Regions from separate parts of the Homo sapiens genome. Here region 1 is linked to region 2. Evidence: chromatin contacts called from ENCODE Hi-C data. All regions are on one chromosome and are shown on one strand. Each heading gives the region's core, a stretch centred on a gene start or an enhancer-like site at or near the end of the contact. The rest is flanking DNA. Distances are from core to core; before and after follow the strand shown.

What was found. A loop is a pair of places that touch in the nucleus more often than their neighbours do.
Region 1: a loop to region 2 is called in a map of naive thymus-derived CD4-positive, alpha-beta T cell, with 3 times the contacts of the local background. The contact joins the promoter of OR5AS1 here to the promoter of OR10AG1 in region 2. A Hi-C loop is called at or near these places in 1 of 168 maps with a recorded cell type or tissue (naive thymus-derived CD4-positive, alpha-beta T cell).

Annotation. Positions count from the first base shown.
Region 1 is chr11:56,024,933-56,032,023 of GRCh38, forward strand. OR5AS1 (olfactory receptor family 5 subfamily AS member 1) reads left to right here and starts at 2,722. Exons shown (of 2, transcript NM_001001921.2): 1 at 2,722-2,780; 2 at 5,459-7,091. The coding sequence starts at 5,487. The coding sequence ends at 6,461.
Region 2 is chr11:55,968,104-55,975,514 of GRCh38, forward strand. It overlaps OR10AG1 (olfactory receptor family 10 subfamily AG member 1), which reads right to left and starts at 1,842. Exons shown (of 2, transcript NM_001005491.2): 1 at 1,789-1,842; 2 at 1-404. The coding sequence starts at 1,804.

The DNA.
Region 1 (7,091 bases), core at 1,472-3,971, 58 kb after region 2:
TTTACCTAATATAAAATAAAGATGGTTGAAATCTTGTTAAAAAATACACTTGAGGACATTAGAACTTAGTACTTGTATCAGAGATCCCAAAGACTATCACCAGTTTCAATGATTCACTAGAAGAACTCACAGAACTCAGAAAAGCTATTATGCTTATGGTTATGGTTTATTACCACTAAAGATTGGAGGACAGTTTTCCAGGTAGCCTTTGAGTAGTCCAGTTGTCCCTCCTCCCTCACGTGTAATTCTCAAAAATAACTGTAGAACCTACTGGAAATATAACATTCTGAGATAGGCGAGGCAGCTGGAACAGAGCACATGTTGTTCTGGCCAATGCCTCCTTCACTTTAGAAACAGACTGTCCTTCAAGGCTTTGGCCCCAGCAATTCTTCTAACCCTAGGGTACAAAACCAGGATAGGCTGCTTTCTGGGTTCCCTCAGCTGCAGTGCAAGTGAGGCATATGCAGATGAAACCCCATTCAGTCTGGGCCTCTTTCCTGAACTTTGGAAGCCCAGCTTTCAAAAAGTCCTGGGCTTCTGTTGTCCTTTGCTGCCTGCTTCATGCAACTTGTGTGTATGGGTGTTCTGTCTCACTGGGCCCAGACAAGTTGATAACCAGTACACAGTGAACCTGTTTCACAAAGATATGGATTAAATTGTAAAAGGAAAAGAGTGTATAGGTCAGTTTCCAGGAGAACCAAGTACGAGCTTCCACTTGTCCTCTTAAGTGGAATCACACAGGCAATACTTAATTCTCCCAGGAGTATTGTCTGATAACAAGTATGGGATATTGCCAATCACAGAAGCTTACCAAATAATTGTTTCCAGGGTTTGATTGAGGGTCAGTCACATGGGCATGGAGAACCCACTTACCTGATCTTAGATACGTAGTCTTCAAATGGCCCATATGAATACAGCATAACCTAGAAGCCCCAGGTACGCAAAAACAGGCAAGCAGAATAAATCATACCATGAGTGTAAACTGAGCCAAAGTATATAAAGATGCCCTTATCGGACAGGATATTCGAAGACAGGATATTTCAGAGGTTGTCAGGGCCAGTTCTGAAGACCCCAGATAGTTGAGTTTATCCTTTACTGCACAATACTAACATTTAAAAATATATAGATGGCTAAGTTTCTAATGTAATTACATTTGGCTCTTTTATTTTGCCAGTACAGAAGAAAAATGAGTCTTCAAAAATATGAGTTAATTATTCTTTATTAATTTGATCAACTATCTATTTCTATTTAAAACTATCATTCCAGATGTGGTCTTCTTACCGTACAGCCCATGGTACCCTCCTTGTAGCTTTTAATCTGTATAGTATTTCCTCCCCCTCCCTAACCCACAAAAGGAAAGCAAACTTCCTCAGTCATTTTACTTGTTCTTAGCAGGAGAAACACAAAATGTCAATATTAGTCTCTAAATTTGTACATTTCAGCCTCTGAAGAAAAAAGTCAATTTGCCTTTCATTATCCCATTAAAGGACACAGTTATCCACCATATTGAAGACAAAACATAATATGGAAAACTGGAAATATCAGCAATTTAGAATCCTTGTTTCTGTAGGTCCAGGCATCTGGGGGCTTTCTGTGATTCCTTACATGGAAGCATCTTTTTCTAAACCTTATATTTCCTACCACATAAAGGACACAACCCATGAATAAGCTGCTTTCAATTTTCGAGATTACATTCATCTTCTATATGAATGAGTGCATTTTTGAACCATTTACTGGATGCTCTCAAAGGTTGACAACTTTGTTTAAACCTTCTCTTTCTAACATAGGTCCACCTATTAAATAGAAAGCCCTTCTGGAAGCCACAAAACTGATTTCAATTTTCCTACCAGGTATAGAAGAGAAGCCAGGTGGGATCCTGTATTTATCCACTCCCTAGTCTGTCAATCTTAAGAATCATAAGGTATAGACTATGCCATCATCAATCATTTAAAGAACATTACAATCTAGAGCAGTGTTATAAAGTATTAAAAAATACTGTTGCAAACAGTGCTATAATTGTTAGAGAAAACGTAGAGTCATGGAACAAGTACCATCTGTTGAACAAGTGGCCTTGAGTCATCTCAATCTTGACAAGAATTTGATGTGTGCAATTATTATTCACAATTTAAAAATTAGTAAACATTAGTTTAAATGAGTAGTTCAAGGTCCCATAGCCATGAAATGGCACAACTGCTCTAGGTTGCCTGAATCACCAGTGTTTACTCTAGTAGCTTAACATTCAAGGCATACTTCTTTCTAGACACTCCAACAATGGAAAAGCAACCAAACATTAGAGTGCCTGAGATTCTTCTCAATATATTGAGCTTGTACTTTAGAATTCGATAATATGACTAAATACTTCAAAGTATCATTAAGTAACTGAATTCATAATGAGAACTGATAGAAATAAGAATTTACAGAAGAATTTTTTTTTGGCTGGTAGAATTAAAAGACTGTTGTTTTAATCAAACCTCTCTCAATGATGAAGACAGGTTATGTTATTACTGGTTACAGTATAGCCAATTGTGTTATTATCCTTTACCTTTTTTCATTTAAGAGAAATCAGCTAAGCCACATACCTATACCACTAGGATGAGAACAATTAACTATCAGACACCCTACTGGGATTGGAAATTATCTTGGGACACTGTCTCACTTGTCACAGACTAGAATATATATACTCATCCCTTATAAGAATTATTTCTAAAACCTAGAGAAAAATGTTGATAGCCCATTGTGCAAAATAAGTGATAAAATTCAAAGTTCTTGATGGTGCTGAGGTAAGTGATTTTTTCCCTAAAGCATTAACAAAATGTTTGTTGTGAATGTAGCAAAGACCATGAATTTGCCTCAGATAAAATGTATCTCTGCTATTTCTGTGTGTGTGTGTGTGTGTGTGGTGTGTTTCAGTTTGTGTATGTATGTGGGCTAAGAGTGGGCAGAAGACGGTGGTAGCATAGACCTAAGCTTACCTTATCCATGGCAATTAGAAAAAAAAATGTCACGCCCAATTCGTTGTGTACCTTATTGCCATGAGAAGGAAGCTGACTATGCCTATTAAGAATTTTTGGAAAAACAATGGTGTAATAATTTTCTGTAGCAGCATGCTAAACCTCAGATTTTATAAGCACAAATCACATATTCACCTGCAGTGTGGTTAATTGTTTGTGTTTGTTCATATAAAAACAAACTAGGAGAATTTGTCATTTCAAAGTCAGATATTGAATTGTTAAATAATCATAATAGCATTAATAGTAATAATTATAATATATAATAACATACATTTTGATGCATCTACAGCATACCAACCTCTGTAAAGCTACCTAGTTCAATCTTGATTTCAGTCTTATAATATATTATTATGCTAATTAAATATAACAAATAATTTAGGCATAGAGAAGTTCAATGAGTTCTAGAAAATTATATTTGGACCTGAGGTTATTTATACTCATTTGCCTAACTTCAAATCCTGTGTGCTTAAGCTCAGCACAATGCCATTTGTAAAGAAAAGATTGAGTGAAATCAGTACTAATATTTCTGCTATCTGCGTATCTCCTTCAAAGAGAATAGCAAATAAAGTTTATTAATAGACATCTTTTAGAAATAGGAGGTTTGTCAAATGAGATTTCCCTAAGATCCAGTGGGGTCCAACTCATTTTGGGAGATTTTTCTGATTTCAGTTCAGAGCAGCGTGAGATAAATCCTGTAGGAAAAGGAAAGTTGTCTTGAGATGCTCAGTCTCTCACTGGACAATTGACTACAAAACCCCTTTAAATCGTTTTGTAGTTGTCATGGGACTCAAGAAAGAAAAATAAGACTTTGATCCCATAACTTGTTTTTGGATATAATATATAAACTCATTAAAATCATTAATGGAAATGTCACTTGTTTGGATGAGCCTGTGTATTCGATTTAGCCATCCCATCGGAAATGTTAGTGTGGAAATTTGCTAGGGTTGGCCAGGAATAATAGAGAAAATATACATCCAGTTGTGAGGATTTGAATATTATATAAAGCTTGCAAATGTGTACATTTTTCTAGTATTTTTTCAGAGTTGGGATTTCTTCACTATAGTTTTAGGTACACACATTGCATTCTTACCCTGTCAAGTTATTTGCTCTTCTAAAAAATCTGAGTTCACAAAGAAGGCTGGCTTCTCTTTTCGGTACATTTAGAAGATTCCTTGCCATTTGGCTGGAGAAAGGAGGTTCTGAGGTTATCAGGCATGATAGAGACAATAGATCTCATAATTTCCCTTAGTTACTCACTACGTTACTCACCATAGACACTTCTCACTTCCAAATGATCTAGCTTCCTGCTTAATATTCCATTCGCATTGTATTTTATTTAAAATCATCTCAGCTTTTCTTGTTCTTGATTATTTTTTCATTTTTCCATACAATGTTTGTCCTTACAGAACCAGTTTAGAAGTCCAATCGCATATGCAGCCCTTCAAAACATACTAATGTTTCTGGAACCTCACACCAAACAGTGCTTACTTCAGAGATTAGAAAGTAAACTAAATCTTGAAAAAGAAAGCAACAATGATAGGGCATGAGTAAAAGATTTAGTATGCCAAACAATACATTTGTATATAGCACACACACACACACACACACGACTTATTTTTACAACAGAAAACAAATAATGCATCTATGATGTCAAAGACAAGATGAATATTGAGAATGATCTGGATATTTCATGGTGTTCAGACAAAAAAAACCCCAAAACAATCAAAATGGAGTCAATTTATTTATTTTTAATAAATTTTATTTAATCAGCGCTCACACAGTGACTTGTATGTGTAGTCACATAAGTGATGTAGGGATGTCTACTTACTAGGAATATTTATTTATTCATCTTAACTATCACAGAAAGTCAAATAACTATACCAAAGTCACACAAACAGTAAATAGCAAAGCCAAGTTGTAAATCCAGCCATCTCTTCCATAATTACCATGCTCTTAACTACCACGTTAAGTAACCTCCCAACATCACAGATATTCTTCTGTGTGATTACACAGTTTTAAATATGGACATTCTTTCATATTTTATCTCAACTCTCCTTTATGTAGAAGAATGTGATTTTAGGGTTGCAAAAAGAGAGCTTTGCCTCTAAAGATTTTGCCAACTCTCATTATTCTACTAGGTCTCATTACATGAGCTACATTTATCCCTTTCAGCTTGTAAAAACTATTATCATCACATAAAGTGCAGCGCGTTTAAAGAGGTACTATATTATAAAACACCACCATCTAAATAACATTTTCTGCTATCAATGGTGATCTTTAATTATTATACTTCCTTTAATCAAATGACAAAATCAAAATCAAAATTTACAAAAAATGACATCTCTGTGATTTTACTGACCTTCTATTTGATTCCTTAGAAGAGAGAATAAAGATACTTTTGGTTCATCCATAACTCAAGTTAACTCACATCTGCTGATACTACCTAGGTCCAGTGGGAAAAACAAGAAAACTAAGATGTTGGAGAGTAATTACACCATGCCAACTGAGTTCCTATTTGTTGGATTCACAGATTATCTACCTCTCAGAGTCACACTGTTCTTGGTATTCCTTCTGGTATATACATTAACTATGGTCGGAAATATACTCTTAATAATTCTAGTTAATATTAATTCAAGCCTTCAAATTCCCATGTATTATTTTCTTAGCAACTTATCTTTCTTAGACATCAGCTGTTCTACAGCAATCACTCCTAAAATGCTGGCAAACTTCTTGGCATCCAGGAAAAGCATCTCTCCTTATGGGTGTGCACTACAAATGTTTTTCTTCGCTTCTTTTGCTGATGCTGAGTGCCTTATCCTGGCAGCAATGGCTTATGACCGCTATGCAGCCATCTGCAACCCACTGCTCTATACTACACTGATGTCTAGGAGAGTCTGTGTCTGCTTCATTGTGTTGGCATATTTCAGTGGAAGTACAACATCACTGGTCCATGTGTGCCTCACATTCAGGCTGTCATTTTGTGGCTCCAATATCGTCAATCATTTTTTCTGTGATATCCCACCTCTTCTGGCTTTATCATGTACAGACACTCAGATCAACCAGCTTCTGCTCTTTGCTTTGTGCAGCTTCATCCAGACCAGCACTTTTGTGGTAATATTTATTTCTTACTTCTGCATCCTCATCACTGTGTTGAGCATCAAGTCCTCAGGTGGCAGAAGCAAAACATTCTCCACTTGTGCTTCCCACCTCATAGCAGTCACCTTATTCTATGGAGCGCTCCTGTTTATGTACTTACAGCCCACCACTAGCTATTCCCTAGACACTGATAAGGTGGTGGCAGTGTTTTATACTGTTGTATTTCCCATGTTTAATCCAATAATTTATAGTTTCAGAAACAAGGATGTGAAAAATGCTCTCAAAAAGCTATTAGAAAGAATTGGATATTCAAATGAATGGTATTTAAATCGTTTAAGAATAGTCAATATCTAACTTACCCTTCCAATCTCATAAACAGCAATTATGCCATGAACATCTTATGTGTTAACTATTTTAAATTTATCACATTTTCAGAAATAAAGATAACTTGTTATACTCAGTGCATTAAAATGCTTCATCCTCTCTTCCAAAAATGTTCTCTCCACAATTCTACTCTATAAAACATTACCTAATTAAACATAGTCATTATTTATATCCAATTAGTGTTTCTAAAATGCTTTGTACATTGATTCTGTTCTTTACGATGTTGTATTGAAGGTAAATATTGACTTTTCAGTCAATCAATCGGTATTAGAAGCTACTTGGCAGCAGAGCATGTGTATATTGGCTTGTTTTTTCCACCACCTGTTTGGCACCTGGTATACTGCATGTCTTCCTTATCTGTGTGTTTAGGCCATTTATGCATAGAGTTCCATTATTGGAACACTAAGCATCCTACTGCTCAAGGTCATCGCCAAGGTCTGATTTCAAAAATTCAAAATATTGTAACCTCAGACATAAATTTAAGTATGGATGGAGGGATGGATAGATGGATAGATAGATGAATGACTGGGAAAATACAGCCTTATTTTATTTGGACAGTGAGTCTATATTTGTACTCACAAAGCATTTGTCAATAGAGAT
Region 2 (7,411 bases), core at 592-3,091:
AGGCTTACAAATAGCCACGTAGCGGTCATAGGCCATCACTGTCAGAAGGAGACACTCCGTGCCTCCAAGCATAAGAAAAAAACACATTTGTGTAGCACAAGCAAACAAAGAAATATTTCCTTTCTGAGTCCAAATGTCCATGAGCATTCTTGGGATAATGATTGTTACATAACAGATTTCCAAAAGGGAAAAATTGCTAAGAAAAAAATACATGGGAGTCTGGAGAGCGGGGTGAATTTTTATTAGTAGTATTATGATGCCATTGCACATCAGGATCATCAAATACATAAGTAAAAATATACTAAAAAGCATCCAGTGGAGATTGGGAATATCAGAAAACCCCAAAAGAACAAATTCCATTATTGTAGTCACATTTGATTTTTCTCTTTTAGTTTGCTCTCCATCTGCAGATATAGCAAATTCAAGACAGTTAATTCATCCATATTTTGAACAATATTTTCCTCTTGGGTTAACTAAATGAGATACAGGAATATACTTACTTAAGCTCTTAAGTCATTTTCACCAGTACTTGCTCTGTTTCTAGATAATAAACTGATTTAGCATTAAAATCAATTTAAGAAATGAAACCTCAATATATTTTATTATACTGGGATATAATGCAACCAGAGGCATTGAGAAGCATGCATTGTTGTTTAGAAAATATTATGGAGGAATAACATCTTATTATTTCACACTTAAGAGTAGAGTTATAGTGTAGGCTTTTACTATTTCATCTGAGAATATCATTTTTCTTTGTATTGGTAGTCATATTCCAGTTTTTTTAATTCAAAATGTTGCCCTTGAATATTACGATTAATTCATACTCAAAATGAATTTTAAACTTTTCCTTTTATGCACCAGTGAGAATCAATTATCTTAAACAATTTCTTGGTTACTGAGAGACTAAATACATGCATTATTGTTGCTCTACTTCATGTCTCTCTCCTATTATTTATGCTAAATATAAAAACACTAATACCAGTAGGCAGTTTATTGACTTCCCCTGTTATTGCCCTGAATACAGTGAATGCTAAATAGTAATTAAATTATAACTTAATCAAGATGTAGAAATTCATCACAATTTTTTTTACATTTCTTTTTTTTATCTAAGTGAATTTCTCCATTGTCATATAACCAAATACAGTTCCTTTCAACCAAATACAATTCCTTCTCTCTATTTTCCCTTCATCCTGTTGCCTTATTAAAGTAAAATTCTTTGATTAAACCCAGCTAACATTTACTCTGGCCATCTAAGTGGCCAGAGCATATAAATGGGACCAAAAAATTAAACAAAACAAAACAAAAACACACTGTCTTGCTTCACTTCATGTCAATGTCATCCAATATGAGGAAATCACTGCTTGTCAATTCCCATTACACTTGCTTAACGTTTGTTCTCCAACTTTCTAAACAAATTCTTTTTTTCTGTGTCTTCAAATCTGCTGCACCTATACCTATTTTAGCCCGGTCAGCCAATGCATTTGACTTAATACGTTGATAAATGAAAGTGATCAGACAAATACTATCTCATATTTATACATTTCTATTAGTACTAGTTTTCAAAATTGCCTTAAATGACTTTTCATCACTAATGCAATTTTACCATTATTGGACATCTAATTTTATTTAACTTTGTAGTGAAGAGATACATGATTTAAATGTTAAATAATTAATTTTCAGATAAAGGTCTCAAAATTTCATGCTTTTCTGTTTTATTAGTTGCATTTCTATCCACAAACTTGTAACTATTCTTAAATAAAATAGTCTGTCAACCCAATTATGGCTTACCTTTAGGGATTTGCATGAAGCTGTCTGTACAGACTTTTTAAGCTCTTCCTTTTCTCGGGAACTGTAATTTTGCAATACGCTTGCTTGTTTCAAACAGCAACAGCTCTTATATAGGAATAGTCAGACTCAACCTGGGATGTGTCTTCTCTTGAGTATCAGTTTAATTTCTAGAAGGCTGCTTCTGTTTGTCAATCATTCTGATTCATTTTTCAAAACTACTTTAAGTAAACTTATCCTCCTCTTCATCTCCTCATGAGGGGAGTTAATTAAATACCATTTAGTTGTCTAGTATTACTTTCAGGAAAAAGTTAAAAATTTTCCAACTGTGTATTTGAGGCCCCTAATACTTAGTGTGGATTTGTCTGCCTTACTTCTATTCCAATAATTTATCCAGATCCAAATTAACTAGACCTTTAAAAAATATATCATGTGTTTAATCACACGAACATGATATGCTTGATGTCTTCGACATATTGAACGGTGAGATTCTTTTTCAGATGTGGAACCCTCTGTTCCTAGGTTAACTTTTTTTGTGGATATTAAAACATGTTAATTCTGCTGAGAAAATCTATCTATACATTTATTTCATTCTGTGTTGTCTATAAGGCACCAGGGAAATGTATCCAGCTGATTGAAAATGTAATATACCACTCCAAGACGTCCCACTAGACGCAGTCAAGAGGAACATCGCCCACGAGGGACCAGGACATCAGGAAGATTGGTGCACTCCTAGCAAATCTTCAGAAGGAAAGGAATTCTGCATGGGGGTACCACACACAGGAAGCATTCCTGGCCCCCAGTGACTCCTGCAAAAGCATGAGTTGAATGGGCAAGGAGCAACCCTCTCTTTCCATGAGCCTCCGAATCCCAGCAGGAGAAAACCCCTGGACCACAAGTAACACTTGAACTGGCAGGGAGAGATGCTTAGACAAGTGGTAGGGGCAGAACTCCAGCCTGTGTGGAATCCAGAGGGTTTAGTGTGAAAGTGTCTGTAGTGGAGCATGGCCAGGGATGCCCATCCCCCCAGGCTTGACCTGCTCCCGTAGGAAGCTTTAGCCCTATGGGAACTATGGGACCTGAATTCTGCACGGCAGTCTCACCCACTACATGAGGCTATTCTAACTTCAGCACCACTCAGTTTGCTGGCCTCTCCTGGGTCCCAGCTTGGCCCCCAGCCAGGTACCTCCTGGGGGCCACATCATAGCTCCTGTGCTGGTGGACCCCCGGCTGACCAGCAGACTGATCCAGCAGAGTAGCCTGTGCAGACACAGGCCAGCCCACCAGCACCCTCCCTGCACTGCAGCCTCTCGGGCCACTTTGCCTGCACTCACTCACCCATAGCCACCCCCTATTTATGTCTCTCTCCTATTATTTATGCTAATTATAAAAACACTAATACCAGCATCCCTTTGCCAGTGAGTGTGTGTGCCAGAGGACATTGCCTTCCCTTCCCTGCCACTGTGAGTGTGCCCATACATCCTGTGTGCCACTGCTCCCGGAGTGAGTGCACCTTTGGCCCTGCTGCAGAGCCGTTGTCCTCGGAGCGTTTGTGGGCCCGTCCCTCCCTGAGCGGGTCTAATGGTCACTAACTAGTGATCATTAGAGAAATGCAAATCAAACTTTCCATCACTAACCAGTGATCATTAGAGAAATGCAAATCAAAACCACAATGAGATAGATACCATCTCACACCAGTCAAAATCACTATTATTAAAAAGTCAAAAAATAACAGATGCTGGTGAGGTTGCAGTGAAGAGGCAACACTTACAGTGTCTTGATGGGAGTGTAAATTAGTTCAACCATTGTGGAAAGCAGTGTGACGATTCCTGAAAGAGGTAAAAACAGAACTGCCATTCTACCCCATAATCACATTACTGGCTCTAGATCCAAAGGAATAGAAATCATTCCATTATAAAGATGCATGCACACATACATTCATTGCAGCACTATTCTCAATAGCATAGACATGGAATCAATCTATATGTCCATCAGTGGTAGACTAGATAAAGAAAATGTGGTACGTATACATCATGGAATCCTATGAAACCATTAAAAAAGAAGACTATGTCCTTTGCAGGAACATGGATGGAGCTGAGGGCCATTATCCTTAGCGAACTAACTCAAGAACAGAAAACCAAATACTGCATGCTCTCACTTAAAAGTGAGAGCTAAGTGATGGGAACACATGGACACATGGAGGGCCTACCTGAGGATGGAGAATGAAAGGAGGGAGAGGAGCAGAAAAAATAACTATTGGGTACTAGGCTTAATACCTGGGTGAGGGCCAGGCACTGTGGCTCAAGCCTGTAATCCCAGCACTTTGGGAGGCCGAGGAGGGCGGATGACCTGATGTCAGGAGTTCGAGACCAGCCTGACCAACATGGAGAAATCCCATCTCTACTAAAAATACAAAATTAGCCAGGTGTAGTGGTACATGCCTGTAATCTCAGCTGCTAGGGAGGGTGAGGCAGGAGAATCACTTGAACCTGGGAGGTGGAGGTTGCGGTGAGCCGAGATCGTGCCATTGCACTCCAGACTGGGCAACAAGAGTGAAACTCTGTCTCAAAAGAAAAACAAAAAATAATACCTGGGTGAAATCTGTACAACAAACCCCATGTGGAACAACCCTTCAAATGGACACCTGAACCTACAATAAAAAAAAAAAATTTAATGCAAGCCACTTCAAAAATAAACATTTTAAACTAGATTATTTAAAACAGAAGGAAAAGAAGAAACTTTTCAACATCCTTTCCCTATTGCAGCTACTTCCGGGTGTGTATGGTGATGTTTCTCAGGCATAAAATCAGGAGCACCAAATCTACTTCTATGTGGAGTTACATTTGTTTCTTCTTGTTTGGCGTTCTATGACCATTTGACAGTATGTTTCTAAAACCAACTTCCTCTATGCATGCTAAATCTGCTTCTCTATACCACAGCATGCCTCTCCTACATTGTTCCTCTGTACTCTTTATTATCACTGATTTGGTATGTCCAAAGAGGGCTTTCTTCATTTCCATCTACAATTGAAAATGGTACTCATGATTTTCCAGAAACTTTCCATTACCAGGTTGGGACAAGCTGAATGTCCATTTTCCACTGGAGTACACTGGTGTATTATGAAAAAGGAGAATTGGATAAATTGGGTATTTCATAATTCATTTAAATACCACAGTGACCTGAACAAGTCTAAAACCTGAAACATTACCACAGATATATCAACGCCTTATCAAAATAAAGAAGTATCTTACATTCATATCATAGTGCAATGTGGTGGTTAGTAATTAAAAAACTCTATTTCCTTCCATCTGATAGTCCTATTGTTCCCTAGGTCATCTTTGTAGTTCTCTATTGGACCACGAGCATTCAGAGAGCTGAGAACCAAGTATGGACAGAGCATAAGGAAAGAAACTCCCTCTAAAGAGTCTCAGCACATGATAGATGCGTCATTTCCACACATATGCTATTGTAGAAACTATTAACATGATCTAACTTAAATGTGAGAGGGCTAGGGGATGTTGTATTACTGTAGGTCAAAAAAACAAAACGATTTTTGGAGAACATCAAGGCAGATTCCACCCCAGGGTATTTCACTCTTTCTCCCAAATATAGAAGGTATTTCCCCAATGCCATAACGTTCAGCCCTAAAAATTTATGATCTATGATTATTACCCATTTCTCTATATTAGGTATGGGTGATCTCCTTCAGTTTAAGAGACCAATGAATAAAAAATGGAAATATTTCTTCCACTACACACTCAGTATACAGTGACATTGGAGTGGAACATGCTGATGCTTTTTTTTTTTTTTTTTTGGAGAGACAGCTGTCACTATTTCTCTGGGTAGAATCTTAAGGACACTTACCCTGCATACAAATAGATTCCTTTATTAATTTTTCTTCTAAACGCTTGGTTCCACTCTACCTTGTTTACCTCTTTTGCAGTGGCATCTAAAGGAGATTTGAACAATCCCAGTCTCCTTGCACCCTGCTCAGATTTGCATCTCAATTAATGGTGAAGCAGGTCTGAGGACCTGGAATTTATTTACAGATCGAAGAGTCAAAGATTTAGTAATCTTGACCTTGTGATGTTTTTGGCTGTAACATTTTCTTGGAAATTAAAAAAAAAAAACTCTCATTTAATTACTGCACAACAATCCCTGTGACAAATTTTTCTGAAATATAGATTTTAAATATCCTAGTACCCTCATGCCTCTCTGTTTCAAGTTAAAGCTGGCTAATTGGTAGCTCTCTGAGATTTTAGGCATCACTTAGAGCATCAATTTATTTATTATCTAACTCTGACAATTTTGAAAGTAAATGGAGAAACTAAAATTGACATATTATATTGTGAAACCTGTATTTAAAAGCAAGTTTCAAATGCAACATAGCATGTGATAACTTGAATACATTTATATTTATGTTTAAATGTTAAAATTTACAACACAATAATTATTCCTGATATTTGTCCATGTATTTTAGTTGTTTTATAAAAATATATTTGCATCTTATATTAATACAATGTAATTATTATTTTTAATATGGTCTTACTCTTATATTAACAATGTTACTGAAGCATAATTTTCAGAAAATAAACTACATACTTTAAAATATATTTAATTATATTTAAAATTCAATGTGGTGACAGACATATTCAATTGTGAAACCACAATCAAGGTACAGAACATTCACATTATCCAGAAACAGTCCTTCTTAAAATTTTTCAATATCATTCATTTTCGCCTGTAACCCAAGGAAACCACAGATCAGATTCCTATAGTTAAAGATAATTAATAATCAACAGAATATACATTTTTATGTGTGAAGTTTTTTTCCTTAGCATAAAGATTTAAGAGACATCTATGATGTAAATATCAATAGTTTTTTCATTGTCATTGCAGAATAGAATTCCATTGGATGAACATACCGTAATTTGCTTATGCATTCCTCTGCTGGTGAGCTTTGATTGTTTCCATGTTTTGGTGTTGTACATGGAGCGGCTGTGTGTATTCATAAACGCGGTTTACATTTGACACATATTTTCATTTATTTTGGATAAATGAATCATGTTATAGAATTTATTTATATTTTAGGAAATTGTCAAAGTGTTTTTTGAAGCACTTATATTCTTTTACATTCTCTCCAACAAAGTATGAGAGTAAAAATACTTCTATACCTTTGCCAAAACTTGACACTGTTAGAATTTTCAACTTTTGCCATAGTCATGGGTAGGTTCTGGATTTTTATTCCTATGTCTTTAATGACTAAAATGGTGTGCACATTTTTATGTGCTTATTGAATACTTACAAGTAATTTTTGGCTAACTTGTTTAATAAATTCATTTATTTCTTACAGGACTGTATTCTTTTTTTTTTTTTTTTTTTTTTGAGATGGAGTCTCACGCTGCTGCCCAGGCTGGAGTGCAGTGGTGCCATCTCGGCTCACTGCAAGCTCCGCCTCCCAGGTTCACACCATTCTCCTGCCTCAGCCTTCTGAGTAGCTGGGACTACAGGCGCCCGCCACCACGCCCGGCTAATTTTTTTTTTGTATTTTTAGTAGAGACGGGGTTTCATCATGTTAGCCAGGATGGTCTCGATCTCCTGACTTCGTGATCTACCTGCTTCGGCC